Linked DNA regions of Homo sapiens: region 1 is linked to region 2. Evidence: read pairs that join two places in POLR2A ChIA-PET (ENCODE). Cell type or tissue: A673. All regions are shown on one strand. Each heading gives the region's core, and the rest is flanking DNA. Links, peaks and the distances in the headings are about the cores only.

Region 1 (2,929 bases), core at 281-2,780, 360 kb after region 2:
TACCAGTATTCTCTTCTTGAATGTTCTTTCACATCCTCTATTCATTAATTAATTAGGTAAATAATAATATTTACTCAGTAATATTTATACACTATAATAGGTGCTGGGCATAAAAGATGGATCAGATATACGCCCTGCCTCAATTGCTTAGAACACTATACACATACAGAAAAATGAAGTCATGTAAGAGGGTGGCAAGAGGTGCTGTTTTTAATAAGGTGTTCAGTACAGCCCCTATGAGGAGGTGACTAAAATATGGATGTGAGTAATATGCAAATCTGGGAGAAAAGTTCTCCAGGATAAAGGAGAAACCGGTGCAAATGCACCGGTACTTTAAATGTAGCACATCTCAGAGAAATCTCTGATTCTTTCTCCCTGAACTCATCCATTCCCCCAACCACACACAGACCAAATGTGCTATTTTTTTATTTCCCCATTTTGGTAAATGTCAGCCTTCTGTAATATGGCAGCATTGAGAGACCTGACTTCACTTGGTGATTTTGCAGATCAAATAAATTTATATGTAATACTTAGCATGTGATATATAGGCAGTGAAGGTATGTTAAACAATAGTCACTTTCACTATTATTTGTTTTGCAGACTTTTCATTTGGTATTATGTTTTGTCTTGCTGAAATTTCAAAATAGTTGGAGTCTTGTTTGTGTCTTCTCTGTTTTGATACATTATTTCTGTCTTTGCTATTACGTTTTAAGTTTACTTGGTGTTTTTAAAGATTGTGATCTTTATGGTTGTAATGTACACATATAATTGTGTGAGCACAAACACGCATTTATTTTAGATTTCTTTTTTCTCCAACTTTAAGTCAATTTTGGTAAATTATATTAATATTTGGAGCATTGAAAAATCTTGCAATCTTTATTTGTAGAAAAAGTTTTAAAATATCAATTCAACTTTCATTCTTCTATGGTTTCTGTTAATAACAAGTTTTAATATTTTTCTTTTTATTTTGAGACAGAGTCTTACTCTGTCACCCACACTGGAGTGCAGTGGTACAGTCTGGGCTCACTGCAACCTCTGCCTCCTGGGTTAAAGCGATTCCCCTGCCTCAGCCGCAAGTTGTAATATTTTTCTATCAGATACAGAGTACCATGTGTTAAATTTCCCTTTTTCATCTATATTTGCCAATGTCTTCTCATATTTTTAAAATGTTTTGATTTATGCCACATTCCTACATGTACAAGGGCTTGTGAAGTTAACTTTTTTTATTGTAAGATTAGCTTACTCATCCCACTGAGTAGTATTTCTTTTAATTATGTATTTGATATTAATGTTATTATAATATTAGTTGCTATTACTTTCTTGGTATCTTCTTTCTCTCCTAAAGGTAAATGTTATATTTAATTTATATTTACTAGAAAAATTTAAAGCTGTAATGCTTATTACCATTTCAGACCGGTATTTCCATCCAAGTGTTGCAGATTTACTTCCCTTTTTCATGCTTTGTAGATTTTTACTTTGCTTGCATCTGCTTGTTATAAGGAACTCTCTGTTTGCTTTTATGGCTATGGGGCAAGGGTTCTCAACCAGAGGTGATTTTTTGCTTCCCAGGAGATATTTGGGAATGCCTGAAGACACTATTGGTTAATGTGACTTCTGTGCAGAGAATGGTGGAGGGAGAGTGTTACTGACATCTACTGGGTAAAGACTAGGGATGCTGCCAAACATCCTAGAATGAACAGATGGCATCTCACCACAAATAATTTTCCAGCCCAAATGTCAGTAGTGCTAAGGTTGAAAACTCTTACATTTATGAGTTTGTGAAAGTTTTTGTCTTTTTAATATTCCATGAATATTTTAATAGGTGTCAGGTTATATGCAGGTCCAATACTATCTCTTTTCAAAATATCTTACATCCTTTTTTTTTTTCTAAGTTAGTTCATGTCTTTTTTATGAGAAGTCCTTCAGGATCACTTCTGTATATAGACAAGCCCCAGTTCACGGCTATTCTGACTTTTAGATTTCTTATTCTTTATATGCCACCAAGATGAACTGAATTCCATTTATGTCACTGGAAGGAGGTAAGAAGTCAATGACTTATTCCCCTGCATATGGCTATCTTTTATATTGCTGGTTTAACAATACACTCTATAAAAGTATTTTTAATCTGAGTTCAATTTGTCATTGTGGCTAACCTTCAAATCATGACACTGCATTTCTTTTGCATAATTCCAGGTATATCATTCATGTAATATTCTGTGTTGTACAAACATATAAAGTATGTATGTAAGTTACATCATGTGTAAGAAGTGTGGAGAAAAGGCAAGCATGAGGAAGGATGAGGGTGGAGAGGAGTAGGAACAAATTTTCAGCAGAGTTGCTCAGGGAAGTCCTCACTGAGAAGCTCACATGAGCAAAACTTGGAAGGATACTGAGGAAAGGGAGCTTTAATGGAAATATAGCACAAATATAAACCCATAGAGTAAAAATCTGCTTACAATCTTGTCAGGCTCAAAAGTGCCATTACTCATTTGTATGTGTTAAGTGACCACCAAATGTTATACCTAATTTCAATAAATGGCAAATCTGGACAAAGAGAGGGAGAGTGCCTTGGCTAAAGTTTCAGAGGATTAATTTGGGAGCTGTAACCGGACCCGGGGTCCTTGACTGTTTTGTAATCCCACACATTTTCAAGTATGCACAGCACTTTATTTCCAACTGTCATTAGAAATCATAGCAAAAAAATCAAATAGAACAATGAATCAATAGCAATAGCAAAATGTGTACTTAGGAAACATATAAAATAAGTACTTTGAAGTATATGGTGACTATAAACTCATCATTTGTATATACAAAACAACTATTTTCTCAATATTGTCTACAGTAACATAAATCTCACCACCACACTCTCATCCTCTATGCTTACTAATTTACTTATTTTTCTCTAATTTACCAAATTATGTTGATTTTG
Region 2 (2,929 bases), core at 307-2,806:
AGCAGCATATCGAAAAGCTTATCCAACATGATCAAGTCGACTTCATCCCTGGGATGCAAGGCTGGTTCAACATATGAAAATGAATAAACATAATGTATCACATAAACAGAACCAATGACAAAAACCACATGATTATCTCATTAGATGCAGAAAAGGCCTTTGAAGAAATTCAATGCCCTTCATGCTAAAAACTCTCAATAAACTAGGTATTGATGGAACATATCTCAAAATAATAAGAGCTATTTATGACAAACCCACAGCCAATATCATACTGAATGAGCAAAAGCTGGAAGCATTCCCTTTGAAAACCGGCACAAGACAGGGGTGCCCTCTCTCACCACTACTATTCAACATAGTATTGGAAGTTCTAGCCAGGGAAATCAGGCAAGAGAAAGAAATAAAGGGTATTCAAATAGAAAGGGAGGAAGCCAAATTGTCTCTGTTTGCAGATGACATGATTATATATTTAGAAAGCCCCATCGTCTCAACCCCAAATCTTCTTAAACTGACAAGCAACTTCAGCAGTCTAAGGATTTGAAATCAGTGTGCAAAAATCACAAACATTCCTATACACCAATAATAGACAAATAGCCAAATCATGAGTGAACTCCCATTCACAATTGCTACAAAGAGAATAAAATACCTAGGAATACAACTTACAAGGGATGTGAAGAACCTCTTCAAGGAGAACTACAAACCACTGCTCAAGGAAATAAGAGAGGACACAAACAAATGAAAAATATTCCATGCTTATGAACAGGAAGAATCAATATTGTGAAAATTGCTATAAGCAATTTATAGATTCAATGCTATTCCCATCAAGCTACCATTGATTTTCTTCACAGACATAGAAAAAACTACATTAAATTTCATATGGCATCAAAAAAGAGCCCGTATAGACAAGGCAATCCTAAGCAAAAAGAACAAAGCTGGAGGCATCATGCTACCTGGATTCAAACTATACTACAAGGCTACAGTAACCAAAACAGCAGGGTACTGGTACCAAAACATATATGTATAGACCAAGGGAACAGAACAGAGGCCTCAGAAATAACACCACACATCTACAACCATCTTATCTTTGGCAAACCTTACAAAAACAAGCAATGGGGAAAGTATTCCCTATTTAATAAATCGTACTGGGAAAACTGGCTAGTCATATGCAGAAAACTGAAACTGGACCCCTTCCTTACCCTTTATACAGAAATTAATTCAAGATGGATTAATTGGTTTAAATGTAAGACCTACAATTATAAAACCCTAGAACTAAACCTAGGCAGTACCATTCAGGACATAGGCATAGGAAAAGACTTCATGACTAAAACATCAAAAACAATTGCAATAAAAGCCAAAATTGACAAATGGGATCTAATTAAACTAAAGAGCTTGTGCACAGGAAAAAAAACTATCATCAGAGTGAACAGGCAATCTACAATAGTGGGAGAAAATATTTGCGATCTATCCATCTGACAAAGGGCTAATGTCCAGAATTTACAAGGAACTTAAACAAATTTACAAGACAAAAGCAAACAACCCCATCAAAAAGTGAGCAAAGGATATGAACAGACACTTCTCAAAAGAAGACATTTGTGTGGCTAACAAATATGTGAAAAAAAGCTTATCATCAGTGGTGATTAGAGAAATGCAAATCAAAACCACAATGAGATACCATCTCACACCAGCTAGGATGGCCAGGAAACAACAGATGCTGGAGAGGATGTGGAGAAATAGGAATGCTTTTACACTGTTAGTGGAAATGTAAATTAGTTCAAGCATTGTGGAAGACAATGTGGTGACTCCTCACGGATTTAGAACCAGAAATACCATTTGTCACGGCAATCTCATTCCTGGGCATATACCCAAAGGATTATAAATCATTCTACTATAAAGACACATGCACACATATGATTTTTGCAGCACTATTTATGATAGCAAAGACTTGGAAGCAACCGAATGTCCATCAATGGTAGACTGGATAAAGAAAATGTGGCACATATACACTATGGAATACTATGCAGCCATAAAAATTAATAAAATCATGCCCTTTGCACAGATTTGGATGAAGCTGGAAACATCATTCTCAGCAAACTAACAGAGGAACAGAAAAACAAACACTGTATGTTCTCACTCATAAGTGGGAGTTGATCAATGAGAACACATGGACACAGGGAGGGAAACATCACACACTGGGACCTGTCAGGGGGTGGGGGACAAGAGGAGGGATAGCATTAGGGCAGTAGGACAAATACCTAATGCATGTGGGGCTTAAAACTTAGATGACGGTTTGATGGGTGCATCAAACCACCATGGCACATGTATACCTATGTAACAAACCAGCACATTCTGCACATGCATCCCAGAACTTAAAGTATAATAAAATTTTAAAAAATTAACATGATAGAGAAAAATATATTGAACTTTTACAGAAAAAACTCACAGTAGACAATGAATACTAATATGTTTTTTTAAGTGAGAAAACATCAAAATAAATAGTCCTTTAAAACTTTAAAAATTATATTTGCCTTAATGTGATTATATGCCTGCATGTTAAACTTTCTACTCATTAATACATATTTTAATTTCACATTCAAATCAGTAAATATCAAGGCTTTAACTCCCAAAGCTTTTACTCCCCATGACTGGAACAGTCACATCTTTTTGTGTACGTTAACCACATGAAACCCTTACATTGTAAGACCTATTTGGTAAGAGCAAGAATAAGAGACAACTGTTGGCACTCATAAATGGCAAGACACCAACCATAATGGTAAAGTACCAACCATTAATTCCTAAGCATACCCAGGAAGACAAGAAGAGGAAAGTGAAAGAGTCTTCCAGCTAAGTAAACATTCTTTATCAAAGACCTAGCCAATGACTTTGTAAGATATGTTTGACCACTTACATTTTCCAAGGGAAGCAAATGTAAATA

The links. Peaks named below come from ENCODE experiments on the same cell type or tissue, not always from the same donor. Only the 100,000 strongest peaks of a DNase experiment are listed, where the experiment ranks them.
Region 1: POLR2A ChIA-PET joins it to region 2 with 7 read pairs; 1 of 35 experiments calls an interaction of 5 or more read pairs at or near these places.

The regions. Positions count from the first base shown.
Region 1 is chr4:115,153,750-115,156,678 of GRCh38, reverse strand. No RefSeq gene overlaps it. Among named protein-coding and RNA genes, the nearest start is that of NDST4, 42 kb to the right of the region's middle. In A673, for the core only: a CTCF peak has its summit at 1,660 (motif pointing left); a DNase peak (open chromatin) is centred at 1,628.
Region 2 is chr4:115,518,530-115,521,458 of GRCh38, reverse strand. No RefSeq gene overlaps it. Among named protein-coding and RNA genes, the nearest start is that of NDST4, 410 kb to the right of the region's middle. In A673, for the core only: no CTCF peak of the experiment used is centred there; a DNase peak (open chromatin) is centred at 1,718.